Linked DNA regions of Homo sapiens: region 1 is linked to region 2. Evidence: read pairs that join two places in POLR2A ChIA-PET (ENCODE). Cell type or tissue: Panc1. All regions are shown on one strand.

Region 1 (8,000 bases), 130 kb before region 2:
TCTGCCTTCCGGGTTCACACGATTCTCCTCTCTCAGCCTCCCGAGTAGCTGGGATTACAGGGGCGCCCCACCACACCCAGCTAATTTTTGTATTTTTAGTAGAGATGGGGTTTCACCATGTTGGCCAGGCTGGTCTCGAATCCCTGACCTCAGGTGATCCACCCACCTCGGCTTCCCAAAGGGCTGGGATTACAGGCGTGAGCCACCATGCCCGGCCTAACTCTTTTCAATCCTGTGAAGTCTGAGAGAGATGAGAAAGCTGCAGAGGAAACATTCGAAGCCAGCAGAGGCTGGTTCATGAGGTCTAAGGAATGAAGCCATCTCCATAGCATAAAAGCCAAAGGTGAGGCAGCAAGTGCTGATGGGGAAGCTGCCGCAGGTTATCCAGAAGATCCAGCTAAGATCCTTGATAAAGGTGGCTCCACTGAACAACAGATTTTCAGTGTAGATGAAACAGCCTTCTATCGGAAGACGATGTCATCCAGGATTTTCATAGACAGAGAGGAGAAGTCGATACCTGGCTTCAAAGCTTCAAAGGACAGGCCAACTCTTGTTAGGAGCGAATACAGCTGTTGACTTTAGATTGAAGTCTGTGCTCCTTGGCCATTCCAAAAATCCCATGGCCCTTAAGCCTTAAGCTAAATCTACTCTGCCTGTGCTTTATAAATGAAACAACAAAGCTTGGATGACAACACATCTGTTTACAGCATGGCTTACCAAATATTTTAAGCTCACTGTTGAGACCTACTATTCAGGAGAAAAAGATTCCTTTCACAATATTACTGCTCATTGACAATGTACCTGGTTACTCAAGAGCTCTGCTGGAGATGTACAAGGAAATGAATGCTGTTTTCATGCTTGCTAACACAACATTCATTCTGCAGCCCATGGATACAGTAATTTTGACTTTCAAATCTTATTACGTAAGAAATTCGTTTTGTAAGGCTATGGCTGCACATAGATAGTGATTCCTCTGATGGATCTGGGCAAAGTAAATTGAAAACCTTCTGGAAAATATTTACCATTCTAGATGCCATTAAAAATGTTTGTGATTCATGGGAGGAGGTCAAAATATCCACATTAACAGGAGTTTGAAAGAAGTGGATTCCAACCCTTGGAATGACTTTGAGGCATTCAAGGCTTCAGTGGAGGAAGTAACTGCAGATGTGGTGGAAATAGCAAGAGAACTCGAATTAGAAGCGGAGCCTGAAGATGTGGCTGAACTGCTACAATCTCATGATCAAACTTGAATGATGAAGAGTTGCTTCTTGTGGATGAGCAAAGAAAGTGGTTTCTTGAGATGGAATTTACTTCTGGTGAAGATACTGTGAATACTGTTGAAATGACAACAGAGGATTTAGAATATTATTTAAACTTAGCTGATAAAACAGCAGCAGGTTTGAAAGGATTGACTCCAATTTTGAAAGAAGTTCTGTGGGTAAAATGCTATCATATAGCATCACACACTACGAAGAAATCTTTCGTGAAAGGAAGAGTCCTAATCAATGCAAAAAACTTCATTGTCATTTTGAGAAATTGCCACAGCCATGCCAACCTTCAGCAACCACCATGGTGATCAGCCAGCAGCCATCAACATAGAGGCAAGACCCTCTGCCAACAAAAAGATTGTGACTCACTGAAGGCTCAGATGACTGTTAGTGTTTTTTAGCAATAAATTATTATTATTATTATTTGAGATGGAGTCTCACTCTATCGCCCAGGCTGGAGTGCAGTGGCATGATCTTGGCTCACTGCACCTTCTGCCTCCCGGATTCAAGCAATCCTCCTGCTTCAACCTCCCAAGTAGCTGGGACTACAGGCTTGAGTACCACACTCGGCTAATTTTTGTATTTTTAGTAGAGATGGAATTTCACCATGTTGGCCAGGCTGGTCTTGAACTCCTGACCTCAGGTGATCCACCCGCCTCGGCATCCCAAAGTGCTGGGATTACAGGTGTGAGCCACCATGCCTGGCCTTATTTTTAATTAAGGTATGTACATTTTTTAGACATAATGCTATTGCACACTTATAGACTACAGTATAGTTTAAATAAAACTTTTATATACACTGAGAAACCAAAAAACTAGTGTGACTCACTTTAATATTTGCTTTATTGAGGTGGTCTGGAATGCAACCCAAAATATCTCCATAGTATGCCTATATGAGAAAGATAAAGTTTATTCCAGGAAAATCGATTGTAATCTGTACCAGTAGTCGATTAAAGGAGAAAAACCATGTGATTGTCTTAATCAATGTAGAAAAGCAAATTATAAAATTTAACATTCATCCATAATTTAAAAAACTTAATCGACTATAAGTAGAAGAGAATATCCTTCACGTAATGAAGACCATTTTTAAAAACAAACAAAACTACAGCAAACCTCAAACTTTATGGTAAAACGTTAAAAACATTCTCTCTCGGCCAGGCACAGTGGCTCACGCCTGTAATGCCAGCACTCTGTGAGGCCGAGGTGGGCAGATCACGAGGTCAGGAGATCAAGACCCAACCTGGCTAACATGGTGAAACCCCGTCTCTACTAAAAATACAAAAAATTAGCCAGGCGTGGTGGCGGGTTCCTGTAGTCCCAGCTACTCGGGAGGCTGAGGCAGGAGAATGGCGTCAACCCGGGAGGCGGAGCTTGCAGTGAGATCGTGCCACTGCACTCCAACCTGGGTGACAGAGTGAGACTCTGTCTGAAAAAACAAAAACAAAACAAAAAAAACAAACATTCTCTTGAAAATGAGGAAAAACTCCAAGACATCAAGTCTTGTCAGTTTGAGTTCACATAGTAATGGAGATGCTTGTCAGATCAGCAAGACAAGGAAGAAAATTACAGAATTGGAAAGAAATAAAACAGAAATCATTCAGAGATGTATTTGATTGACTTCTTAGAAAATCCTAAGGAATATACAGACGGATTAATAAAGTGTTTTAGCTAAGTTACTGCATACAAAATCAAAATGCAAAGATCAATTACATTTCTATAATATCATCACACTAACAACACTGAAAAATAGATAATAAAAATGATGCCAGCAGACGTGATGGCATCATTACAAGCTCACTCCTGTAATCCCAGCACTTTGGGAGGCCGAGGTGGGAGGATTGCTTGAGCCCAGGAGTTCAAGACCAGCCTGGGCAACATAGTGAGATCCCATCTCTACAAATAATAATACTAAAAATTAGCCAGGCTTGATGGCACATGCCTGTGCTCCCAGCTACTTGGGAGGCTGTGGTCGGAGGATCGCTTGAGCCCAGGTGGTAGAGGCTGCAGTGAGTTGTGATCACACCACTGCACTCCAGGCTGGGCGACAGAGCGAGACCCTGTCTCCAAAACAACAACAACAAACGATGCCATTTGCAATAGTACTTAGGAATAAACACATCAGAAACGAGCGAGACCTTCATGGAAAACATTATGCAATACGCTTGCCAGACATAAAGACCTAAATACATGGAGAATTAGATCATGTTTTTGAAGACATAACCTCCAAAATACATCAATTCTCCTCCCGCTAAGCTACAGATTCAATGTCATTCCAATCAAAATCCCAAGAATTGTTTCTGTTTTGTTTTGAATTTAGCAAACCGAATTTTTAATGTGCCGGTTATAATATAGTTATATACAAGAGGATTCCATTATGTAAAAGGAAAATATACACACTCACCGTATGCATAATTAATTGCTCTAGAAAAAGATCTGCGTGGAGGGAGTATTCGTTTCCTGTTGCTCTGTAACAAAACAGCACTGACTGAGCTGTGAAAACAACACCCATTCATGAGCTCACAGTTGTGTGGGTCAGAGGCCTGTCCTGGTGTGGCTGGATTTTCTTCTCAGGATATCATAAGCCTCAGGACATCAAGGTATTGACCAGGTTGAGTTCTTGTCTCAAGGCTGTAGAGGAAAATGCACTTTTTTTGTTTTTTTTTAATCTTCAATTTATTTTAAGTTCAGGGGTACATGTGCAGGATGTGCAGGTTTGTTCCATAGGGCAATGTGTGCCATGGTGGTTTTGCACAGATCATCCCATCACCTAGTTATTAAGCCCAGGATCCATTAGCTATTCTTCCTGACGCTCCCCCTCCCCCTATCCCCGCAGGGCCCCGTGTGTGTTGTTCCCCTCCATGTGCCCATGTATTCTCAGCATTCAGCTCCCACTTATAAGTGAGAACATGTGGTGTTTTGTTTTCTGTTCCTGCGTTCGTTTGCTGAGGAAAATCCACTTCTGGGCTCATTCTTGTTGGCAAAATTCAGTCCTTTGTATTACAAGACTGAGGTCCCCTTTCCTTGCTGCCTGTCAGCTGGGGACTGTTCTCAGCACCCAGAAGCCGCCCACATCCCTACCACGCGGCCCGTTCAGGCCAGCAGGGGTGCACAGAATCCTCCCGTGCCGCCCCGACTGCCTGTTCTGTGACCATCTGGAGAAAACTGTCTGCCTTGAAAGGGCTCATGTCACTAGGTCAGGCCCACTGAGTATTTTCTCTATTTTCATGTCAACTGATTTGGGACCTTAATTACATTGCAGCTCCTTTTCACAGCAGTACCTAGATTCACGTTTGGTTGGATAACTGGAAGACGGTATGTGTATATCAGGGGCCTGGAAATTTGGTGGGGCGGGTTACATCTTAGATTTCTGCCAAGCACACTGAGATTACAGTTGTGTGTGTGTGTATTTTAAGATGACTCTACACTGACTTTTGGGGGGAAATATTTAAAAAATAATTTAAAAATTGAATAAGTTACCAAATAAAAAGCGCATGTAGCCGGGCACGGTGGCTCACGCCTGTGATCCTAGCACTTTGGGAGGCCGAGATGGGTGGATCACCTGAGGTCAGGGGTTTGAGACCAGCCTGGCCAATATGGCAAAACGCTGTCTCTTCTAAAAATACAGGCATTGGCCAGGCATGGTGGCACATGCCTGTGATCCCAGCTACTCAGGAGGCTGAGGCAGGAGAATCGCTTGAACCTAGGAGTTGGAGGTTGCAGTGAGCCCAGATGAGATCATGCTACTGCACTCCAGCCTGGGCAACACAGCGAGACTCTTGTCTCCAAAAAAAAAAAAAAAAAAGAGCACATATAGACCACAGAGTATTTTTAGGGCAGTGAAGACACTCTGTATGATACTATAATCAGTGGATTTATGTCAATATGCATTTGTCCAAATTCATAGAACATATAACACCAAGAATGAAACTAATGTGAACTGTGGACTTTACTTAATAGTGCTGATTGGCTCAGCAATTGTAACGAACATGCCACACTCATGCAAAGTGTTAATAACAGGGGAACTGAGTTGGGGCATATGGGAATTCTGTACTTTTGGCTCTGCTTTTCCTGTACACCTAAAACTATTAAAAAAATAATAAAGTCTACTAGTTAATTAAAAAATCAAGGCTGGGTGCAGTGGCTCACACCTGTAGTCCCAGCACCTTGGGAGACCAAGGCAGGTAGATTGTGTGAGCCCAGGGCAGCACAGCAAGACCCCATCTCTATAAAAAATTTAAACATTAGCTGGGCATGGTGGTGAGCCCTTGTAATTTCAGCTACTCAAGAGGCGAAGGCGCAAAGATAGCTTGAGCCTAGGAGTTTGAGGCTGCAATGAGCTATGCACACGCCGCTGCACTCCAGCCTGGGCAACAGAGTGAGACCCTGCCTCAAAAAAAAAAAAAAATTCAAACAGCACAGAACTAGTATATGATGTGAACATCTTAGGCCATTATTGGGCACCGAAGAGGCTTTGGGTTGCATTTCTTCACTCATCAGCATGGGTAAATCATTGCAGAGCTTGAGTGTGGACACCACCAGGGGAAACAAGGTTGGGAGTAGCAAGGAATATGGGAAACAGAGACAGTGAATGGGACCTGATAGTGAATAGAGCCGGCTCAGCCGGCCTCCCGGCCTGACAGTGAATAGGCTGGCTCAGTTGGCCTCTGGGCCTGACACAGTCTATGTGTCTTAATTTTTTTCAGTAGCCCCAGTGTTCAGAGCTTGCTGGCTGTGATGTCACACTTTCCTTGATGATGGGATTGCAGTCATCCTCGCGCCTACCTGCCTGGCTGCAGGAAGCTCTATTCACTTCTAGGCTGTTCTCCCCAGGGCCACTTCCTTGTCTGCAAATCCATGTGAGCCAGCCCTTGTGCTCTGATTCCAGACTTCACCTCCTGGATTCCTGCAGGCTACCTCTGCTGCTTCCCAGACCTTTCCCTCCCATCCCTCTCGGGGTGAGCTCTGACCAGGCAGTAACTTTCAGCAGGACACCGCTGCACGCTTTGGAATCACAGAAGGCAATGACACCACAGAATGTAACACTGGATGCCAGACGCGCCTGCCTGTGAGTCCCAAGGCCTGAGTCTCTTTGGAGAGTCGGTTCCCCACTGGTGCCTCTGTGCATGCCATGGCCGGCCACATGTGGGACGATACAGATGACACGTGTGTCACACCAAGGCAGGATCAGAAGAATGTTTGAGATTTCAGAAAAAAAATTCAAGAAGTCATTATGGGAAGACCAGAACTTTGAGGGGTCAGAGTTGTTGGCGCTTAACCTCTTAAATTTTAGTTTACGATATTAAAAACTTAGAGGGCGGGTGAAGTGGCTCATGCCTATAATCCCACACTTTGGGAGGCTGAGGCAGGCGGATCACTTGAGGCCAGGATTTCAAGACCAGCCTGGCCAACATGGCGAAACCCCGTCTCTACTAAAAATACAAAAAATTCGCCAGGCGTGGTGGCGCACATCTGTAGTCTCAGGAGGTGAGGCACGAGAATCACCTGTGGGAGGCAGAGGTTGCAGTGAGCCAAGATCGCGCCACTGCACTCCAGCCTGGGTGCCAGAGTCAAGATTCTGTCTCAAAAAACAAAAACTTAGAGATTCCTTGTTTCTCTTTTAAAAAGTCAGATGGTGTCGTGACAGTGTGCATTGGCACCAGGTGTCTGGCGCTGGGCAGGGCTGTCTTTTCGGGCAGATGTGCTCTTTTGAGCTCACCAAGGCCCCTCCACGCCCCACAACCTGGATGATGACACCATCTCATTTTTTAGGCTTCATATTAAGGGCATTGGGTGTTCCCAATTAGCAGGTTGCGCTGGTGGCCAAAAGTATTTCTCAATCACGTAGAGTTTTTCTGGGACCTTCCTTGTTCATGGCTGAGTAAAAACAGGCCCTACCATCTAATCATTTAGACTCTCCTTTTGTGCCCTTTCTGCCCCAGGGTCTTGGAATGTGAAATTCCTTGAACAGCCATAAAAACCATAAAGTTGAAACTTTTCAATATCAATAGAACAATCAGAAAGGTGCCTTTTCTGGGTCTGTTTTAGAGTTGACTCAAAAACACAAATTCTAATCCCGCAGAGAACTGCTTGTGTTGAAATATTTACAGAAGGTCAGGGGTTTCTCCTCCCGCCTGGAGCAGAGAAGTGAAGCTGTGGGCCGTGGTTGAGCGAGGCTGGCCTCTCAAGCCTTGTTTATTCTGGAAATAACTTTGGAAAATGCCTCATATGGTTCCCCAGAGGCCTGGAGGTGGGCCTGTACAGTTCACGACAAACGAAAACAAACCATTCCTCTGCAATGTTTAGCAGAATTTATTAAAAAGATCTTTTTTAGAACTTCTAGACAGAGCTGATGGACTAGAAATGAACTTGCAAGTGTGAGGAAGTCACTCCACGGAGTGACACACACGCAAAATAAATAAATAAATAAATAAATAAATAAATATATAGTTCACCCAACTTTGTAACTGATTTAGATGGTGGAAATTTTGTAAAGTCCACCGCAGCACAGCAGTTTGAAAGAGACACTTGTTTGTTTTCATCAATCCCCAGAATGAAATCATTCCCCGAGGACCGGGTTAGCTGCTTCCTTCCCGGCATGGCCCTGCCTCTTTAAACTCATTCCCGGGGGGGACGAGACTGTTGCCTGATGCAGCAGGGGCAGCCAGCAGAAGCACTCCTGGCTGCTGGATGAAGAAACCTTTACATCCCAGGATCCCCCTCTGAGATCAATGA
Region 2 (8,000 bases):
TGGAATCCAGTGGGGGAGACCGACATACAACCACCATATATATAAGTAAATAAGTGATGATAAACTACTCTAGGTGCCATGAGAGAGAAACCGCGGGCTCGTGAAGGGTGTCTAATGGAGAGGAGGCGACCATTGCAAGGGGTGGCAAAGACACTCCAGGCAGAAGAGAGGACTCAGACCGCACAGTCAAGGGCCCTGTGGCAGAAAGAGGATGGTCTGCTGGGCACTGTGGCTCAAGCCTGTAATCCCAGCACTTTGGGAGACTGAGGTGGGCAGATCACTTGAGGTCAGGAGTTCAAGACCAGCCTGGCCAACATGGTAAAACCCCGTCTCTACTAAAAATACAGAAATTAGCTGGGCATGGTGGCATGCACCTGTAATCCCAGCTACTTGGGAGGCTGAGGCAGGACAATCGCTTGAACCCAGGAGGCAGAGGTTGCAGTGAGCTGAGATCACGCCACTACACTCCAACCTGGGCAACAGAGTGAGACTCCATCTCAAATAAATAAATAAATAAATAAATACATAAATAAAGCATTCATGCAAGGAATGAGAGGAGGCTCCTGAAAGAGTTCAGCTGAGAAATTCCAGTGACGTGGACTAGAGCAATGGCCGTGGAGAGAGAGACAGGAGCGATTTGAACAATGCTGTATTTTGGAGCTATAATCAATAAGCCGTAGTGATGAACTGAATTTGGGGAGTCAGGGAGAAGAAGAAACAGCAGGACCCTAAAGGGAGCTGCTCAGCTCACGGAGAGAGGGGCCAGGTGCAGGCAGGAGTCGCCAGCCCTACCTGGGGCACCCTGCCAGGCCATGAGACATGCAGGCTAGGTGTCAAACAGCTGATTGGAGTCAGGGGTCTGGAGTGTGGACTAGATGTCAGGGACACAGGGAGAAATTTGGGAACCATCCACTTACTGTTGCTGGTTAAAGTCATAGGCATGAGGGGACAAAAGAAGTCTTTCTCTCTCCCTTTCTTTCTTTCTTTCTTTCTTTCTTTCTTTCTTTCTTTCTTTCCTTCCTTCCTTCCTTCTTTCCCTCCCTTCCTCCCTCCCTCCCTCCCTTCCTTCCTTCCTCCCTCCCTCCCTCCCCAACTCTCTCTCTCTCTTTCTCTTTCTCCCTTCCTCTCTCTCTCTCTCTCTCTCTTCCTTCTTTCTTCAGGGTCTTACTCTGTTGTCCGGGCTGGAGTGCACTGGCACTGGGCTTAAACAACCCTCCCACCTCAGTCTCCCAAGTAGCTGGGATTGCAGACATGCGCCACCATGCCCAACTAATTTTCGTATATTTTTATAGAGACAGAGTCTCACCTTATTGCCCAGGCTGGTCTTGAGCTCCTGGGCTCAAGCAATCCACTCACCTAGGCTTCTCCTAGTGCTGGGATTACAGGTGTGAGCCACCAAGCCTAGTCAACTTTTTTTTTTCTTTTAGTGACAGCGTCTTTCTCTGTCTCCCAGGCTGGAGTGCAGTGGTGCCATCACAGTTCATTGTATTCTTGAACTCCTGGGCTCAAGCAATCCTCTGCCTCAGCCTCCTGAGTAGTTGGGACTTCAGGCGTGCACCACCACACCTGGCTAAAGTTTTTTTAAGTTTTCTAGAGATGGTCTCTCACTAGGTTGCCCTGGCTAGTTTCAAACTCCTGGCCTCAAGCAATCCTCCTGCCTCAGCCTCCCAAAGTGCTGGGATTACAGGTGTGAGAGCCACTATACCCATTTGAATTTTTAGAGCAATCAGAGAAGGGAGCCCAGGACACGGGCCTGTCGGTGGGGGTGGGGGCCCTGCTTTTGTAGAGAATAGGGTAGGGGGGTCTCTGGGGAATGGGGCTAGAGGTAGTGGTTGAAACAATGTGTGAGAGAGATTTCTTAGAGTGAGAGCTGGGTGTGGTGGTGGTGGGCATCCTGCAGAAAAGGAGAGGATGCCTCTAAATACTTGCAGGGAGACCATGTGTAAGAGTGTGGACTCGGCCGGGTTTGGTGGTTCACACCTATAATCCCAGCACTTCAAGAGGCCAAGGCGGGTGGATCACCTGAGGCCAGGAGTTTGAGACCAGCCTGGCCAAGATGGCGAAACCCCGTCTCTACTAAAAACACAAAAAATTAGCCAGGCGTGGTGGCCAGCGCCTGTAATTCCAGCTACTCGGGAGGCTGAGGCAGGAGAATTGCTTGAACCTGGGAGGCAGAGGTTGCAATGAGCTGAGACTGCGCCATTGCACTCCAGCCTGGGCAACAAGAGCAAAAATTCCATCACACACACACACACAAAAGAGTGTGGACTTATTTTGTCCGTACCTGCGGTATGATTTTTGGCTTAACACAAGGAAAATTTGCCCAAATCCAGAGCGATGCAGAGCTGGCCAAAATGATCTACAGGGAATTCAGCTTCAGATGGGCACTTGGGAGAGATAATCTTTTTGTTTTTGTTTATTATTATTATTATTTACTTTGAGACTGTGTTATGAGAGTGGCTAATTTTTGTATTTTTGGTAGACATGGAGTTTCACCATCTTGCCCAGGCTGGTCTCAAACTCCTGGGCCCAAATCATCCGCCAGCCTTGGCATCCCAAAGTGCTGGAATTAGAGGCGTAAGCCACAGCGCCCTGCCCTGGGGGAGATGGTCTTTCAACCTTGAGATTTTATTGTTATTGGGGTTCTAGCTTCAGTTCGAAACAAAGGAAAAAAGAATTTGCTTTGTGTCAAAACTAGCTTTTTAATGAAAATGTAAGTAACTAAATCCAGTTATTTGATACATTAATTGAACTCCGACGGTGCTGGGCACCGGGATGTGATGGTGAACAGCCGCAGGCAAAGCCACCTGTGGCCCTTATGGAATCTGGGGATGGATACTTCGGTTCCCGCCTGTATGTGCATATTTGCTTTTTATCCAGGAAGTGCAGTCTACCGTCATTTCCATATCTTCCTATTGGTCACTGGAGTGCAGCAAAAAGATCAGTGTTGACAAAAGGGACTGAATCAGTTCAGCAACACATCAGAGATGAAACATCTGGTCACCAGCATGTACGAAATTATTCGAAAGTTGAATAGATGAGTAACTGTCCCACTTTCTCAAGAGAACTTCCCTTTTCATCAAAAGAAAAACACATTCCACGTATTCAGCACTGATAGAAGCCGCAGTGATGAGGGTAGTGATGTGGGATATTCGGTACTGAGTAATTTACAGTACAGACGCTGCATTCGTCCTGCCCGGACACTGCCTCAAAGCCACATGTCTGCTCCAAAGGAGGCGGCATCAACAAAATCAAAGGCGTATGATGCAGCTCGTTAGTAATCCATCGAGTCCCTGTCTCAAAACATCTCACTCCTATTCCTATTCTATGCCTTTCCCCACTCAGAAAGTGCCAGGGATTTATTAACCTTTGTTATTCTTTCATCAAATATTTATACAGGGCTTCTGGGTGCAGACTTGGAACTGGGCACCAGGTGAATGGGGGTTGGGGGGAGGGCTAGACAGACAGGTCCAGGCCCCAGGAGGTAGGGGACGGTCAGGCAGGATTCTCTGAGTGAAAAGAATAGAGATCAAGGCAGCTATGGGAATGAGAAGGGAGGCTGACTCGGGAGGACTCGGAAAGCCTGTAGAATGGAAGGCAAGGGTGATGGAAGATGGGGGGATGGGCAGGCGTGAGGGGGAGGGGTATGGAGGTGGAGGCAAGGAGGGATGGGCCGTCGAAGAGCAGCAGTCCAAGGGAAGTCTCTTCTGGGCACCACCTTTGAAATAAATCTGTTCCAATGGTTTTGTTGTTGCTGTAAACTTTTTTTTTTTTTTTTTTTTTTTTTTGAGACGCAGTCTCCCTCTGCTGCCCAGGCTGGAGTGCAGTGATAGATCTTGGCCCATTGCAACATCCGCCTCCCCTGTTCAAGCGACTCTCATGCCTCAGGCTTCCAAATAGCTGGGATTACAGGTATGCGCCACCACGCCCAGCTAATTTTTGTATTTTCAGGCTGGTCTCAAACTCCTGACCTCAGGTGATCTGCTTGCCTCAGATCCCCAAAGTGCTGGGGTTACAGGCCCAGCTAATTTTTATATTTTCAGGCTGGTCTCAAACTCCTGATCTCAGGTGATCTGCTTGCCTCAGATCCCCAAAGTGCTGGGATTACAGGCCGGAACCATGGCGCTGGCCTGTTGTAAATTCTAATGCCACCTGCACTCTGGGGTCAAATTCCAGAGGGGAGTTGTCTGAATGGCCTGGTTTTGTCACACCCTCTAGAAGAGGGGACACATTAGCTGACACTATATAATGAGGAGCAGGCCATTCTCCAAGGAAAATCCATTCTGTTTCGGGGGGGAGGTTTGATAAAGGCCATGGAGGAAGAGGGAGGCACATCTACTTGTTTTTCGTTGTTGTTTGTTTTTTTATGAGATGGAGTCTTGCTCTGTCACCCAGGCTGGATTGCGTGGTGTGATCTAAAGTGCTGGGATTACAGGCCTGAGCCACCGCGCCCACGTGGCCCCATCTACTCGTAGAGGGGGATTGAAGGCGGGGGAAGAGGAGGTGGGGGATTTGTCCAGCAAAGGATGCAGCAAATGCCCAGCCCCAGGGAGGAGCCTGTCCTGGGGAGCGACAGCCTGAAGGCCTCCAAGTGGGGAGGGCGCTGGAGGAGGGGCCTGAGAGGCAGGCCTTGATGAATTGTTTGGATTTTTTTCTAAGTGCATTGGAAGCCACAGGAAGATTTTTTTTTTTTTTTTTTTTTGGATGGAGTCTCGCTCTGTCGCCCAGGCTGGAGTGCAATGCGCCATCTCGGCTCACTGCAACCTTCGCCTCCCGGTTTCAAGTGATTCTCCGGCCTCAGCCCCCCGAGCAGCTGGGAATACAGGTGCGTGCCACCACCCCCGAGTAATTTTTTGTATTTCTAGTAGAGACAGAGTTTCATTGTGTTAGCCAGGATGGTCTTGATCTCCTGACCTCGTGATCCGCCCACCTCAGCCTTCCAAAGTGCTGGGATTACACGCATGGTTACAGGCCAGCCATAGGAGGATCTTTAGAAGGAAAACAGCTGCCCCACGTGGTGGCTCGCACCTGCATTTCAGCACTTTGGAAGCTGGAGGTGGGAGCATTGCTTGGGCCCAGCGATGGGATGTGGGGGACGGGTGGGCGGAAGTAATAAAAAGAATAACATGATCTGATTTTCTCTTTTATTTATTTATTTTGAGACAGGGTCTCACACTATTGCCCAGAATGGAGTGCAGTGGCAGGATCTCAGCTCACTGCAACCTCCACCTCCCGGGTTCAAGACATTCTTCATGCTTCAGCTTCCCAAGTAGCTGGGACTACAGTCACACACACCACCATGCCCAGCTAATTTTTGTACTTTTAGTAGAGACAGAGTTTCTCCCTGTTGGCCAGGCTGGGCTCAAACTCCTGACCTCAGGTGATACACCTGCCTCAGCCTCCCAAAGTGCTGGGATTACAGGCGTGAGCCACCGTGCCTGGCCTGATTTTCTTTTTTTTTTTCTTTTTTTTTTCTTTTTTTTTTTGAGATGGAGTCTTGCTCTGTCACCCAAGCTGCAGTGCAGTGGCGTGATCTCGGCTCACTGCAAGCTCCGTCTCCCGGGTTCACGCCATTCTTCTGCCTCAGCCTCCCGAGTAGCTGGGACTACAGGTGCCCGCCACCACACCCGGCTAATTGTTTGTATTTTTAGTAGAGACGGGGTTTCACCGTGTTAGCCAGGATGGTCTCGATCTCCTGACCTTGTGATCTGCCCGCCTCGGCCTCCCAAAGTGCTGGGATTACAGGTGTGAGCCACCACAACTGGCCTGATTTTCTTTTTTTTTCTTTTCTTTTTTTTTGAGATGGAGTCTCGCTCTGTCACCCAAGCTGCAGTGTAGTGGCGTGATCTCGGCTCACTGCAAGCTCCGTCTCCCGGGTTCACGCCATTCTCCTGCCTCAGCCTCCCGAGTAGCTGGGACTACAGGTGCCCACCACCACACCCAGCTAATTTTTTGTATTTTTAGTAGAGACGGGGTTTCACTGTGTTAGCCAGGATGGTTTCGATCTCCTGACCTTGTGATCCGCCCACCTCGGCCTCCCGAAGTGCTGGGATTACAGCGTGAGCCACCGCGCCTGGCCTGATTTTCTTTTTGAAAGATTACTCTAGCTGCAGGGTGGAGGGTACATTGGCGAGAGCGGTCGACAGAGTAAATGCGCTATGAGGGCTCAAGCAGCCTCTGGACTGTGGCTGACGATGGAGCATGAGGTATGGGTGGGAGGGTCAGTTATTTTAGGAAGGAGAAAACCAGCATCGCAAACACAGGAGACACAGGGCAGGCTGAGAAGTCCTTCAGCATAAGGAAAAGCAAGCAGATTCCATGGATCCAAGTCCAAGACCCATGCCATCCTTGAAGGAAGGGAGGAGCCCGGGGTGCCAGACACCCAAGTAGGCAGGCAGGCAGTGGAGACAGGACAGAGCAGCAGCCACTGCACGCCTAGATAAATAAGTAGGTCCGAAGTCTACAGAGGCTATGACAGCCCAGGAGCAACCACAGGTCCACAGGAAAAGCACAGGAAGGCGAGCTGTCTGCTCTGTGTGCCTTTGGTTTTGTCTTCTTGCCAGGAAGGAAGGAAGAAGCAAAGACCAGCATGACCTGGCGGATGTTGGCTGAAGCAAGTACAGGTCTTCAGCGAAGAGCACGGCGGTCTCTGGAAAGGGGTGTGGGATAGAAAATGGAGTTCAAAACTAGGAATTCTTCCTATTTATCCTATAGACACTGCGGCACACATGCATAAAGACATAGATCCCAGAACGTTCATTAAGGCATCATTTGTGGCCGGGCGCGGTGGCTCATGCCTGTAATCCCGGCACTTTGGGAGGCCAAGGTGGGCGATCACCTGAGGTCAGGAGTTGGAGACCAGCCTGGCCAACATGGTAAAACCCTGTCTCTACTAAAAAAAAAAAAAAAATACAAGCTGGGGGCAGTGATTCACGCCTGTAATCCCAGCACTTTGGGAGGCCGAGGCGGGCAGATCATGAGGTCAAGAGTTTCGAGATCAGCCTGGCCAACATGCTAAAACTCTGTCTCTACTAAAGATAGAAAAAATTAGCCGGGCAAGGTAGCGCGCGCCTGTAATCTCATCTACTCGGGAGGCTGAGGCAGGAGAATCGCTTGAACCCAGGAGGCAGAGGTTGCAGTGAGCCAAGATCACACCACTGCACTCCAGCCTGGGCAACAGAGTGAGATTCCGTCTCAAACAAAGAAACAAGCAAACAAAGGCATCATTTGTAACACAAGACAAGTGGACTGATAAAACACGTCAGGAAATCGCCTCAATGTACATGAATATGGAATTGGTTAAACACATCGGGGGCATCTGTACAGTGGAACAGTGCAGCCATTAAAAAGAATGAAGCTGACCTATGTAATATCCAAGATACTTTATTTATTTATTTATTTATTTATTTATTTATTTATTATTTTTTTAGACAGAGTCTCACTCTGTCGGCCAGGCTGGAGTGCGGTGGCACTATCTTGGCTAACTGCAACCTCTGTCTCCCAGGCTCAAGCAATTCTCCTGCCTCAGCCTCCTGAGTAGTTGGGATTACAGGCACGAGCCACCACGCCTGGCTAATTTTGTTTGTATTTTTTTAGTAGAGATGAGTTTCACCATGTTGGTCAGGCTGGTCTCCAACTCCCGACCTCAGGTAATCCACCCACCTCAGACTCCCAAACTGCTGGGATTACAGGCGTGAGCCACTGCGCCCAGCACTATTTGTTTATTTTTTATTTATTTAAAAAAGGGCCAGGTGTGGTGGCTCATGCCTGTAGTCCCAGCTACTCGGGAGGCTGAGGCAGGGGAGTCGCTTGAACCCAGGAGGCGGAGGTTGCAGTGAGCCGAGATTGCACCACTGCACTCCAGCCTGGTGACAGAGCAAGACTCCATCTCAAAAGAAGAGAAGGGAAGGGGAGGGGAGGGGAGGGGAGGGGAGGGGAGGGGGAGAAAGGAAGAAAGAAAGAAAGAAAGAAAGAAAGAAAGAAAGAAAGAAAGAAAGAAA

Evidence for each region. ChIA-PET counts read pairs that join two places held together with the same protein. Peaks named below come from ENCODE experiments on the same cell type or tissue, not always from the same donor. Only the 100,000 strongest peaks of a DNase experiment are listed, where the experiment ranks them.
Region 1: POLR2A ChIA-PET joins it to region 2 with 10 read pairs; 6 of 35 experiments call an interaction of 5 or more read pairs at or near these places.

The regions. Positions count from the first base shown.
Region 1 is chr1:8,109,672-8,117,671 of GRCh38, forward strand. All of the region lies in intron 2 of ERRFI1-DT (ERRFI1 divergent transcript), which reads left to right. Among named protein-coding and RNA genes, the nearest start is that of ERRFI1-DT, 87 kb to the left of the region's middle. RefSeq lists an enhancer at 5,923-6,423. In Panc1, no CTCF peak of the experiment used is centred here; no DNase peak of the experiment used is centred here; H3K27ac peaks cover 7,949 bases.
Region 2 is chr1:8,235,299-8,243,298 of GRCh38, forward strand. LOC105376695 (a long non-coding RNA gene) reads left to right here and starts at 4,660. Exons shown (of 3, transcript XR_946937.3): 1 at 4,660-4,825. RefSeq lists enhancers at 4,197-4,753, 4,754-5,309. In Panc1, no CTCF peak of the experiment used is centred here; DNase peaks (open chromatin) are centred at 3,003 and 3,803; H3K27ac peaks cover 6,869 bases.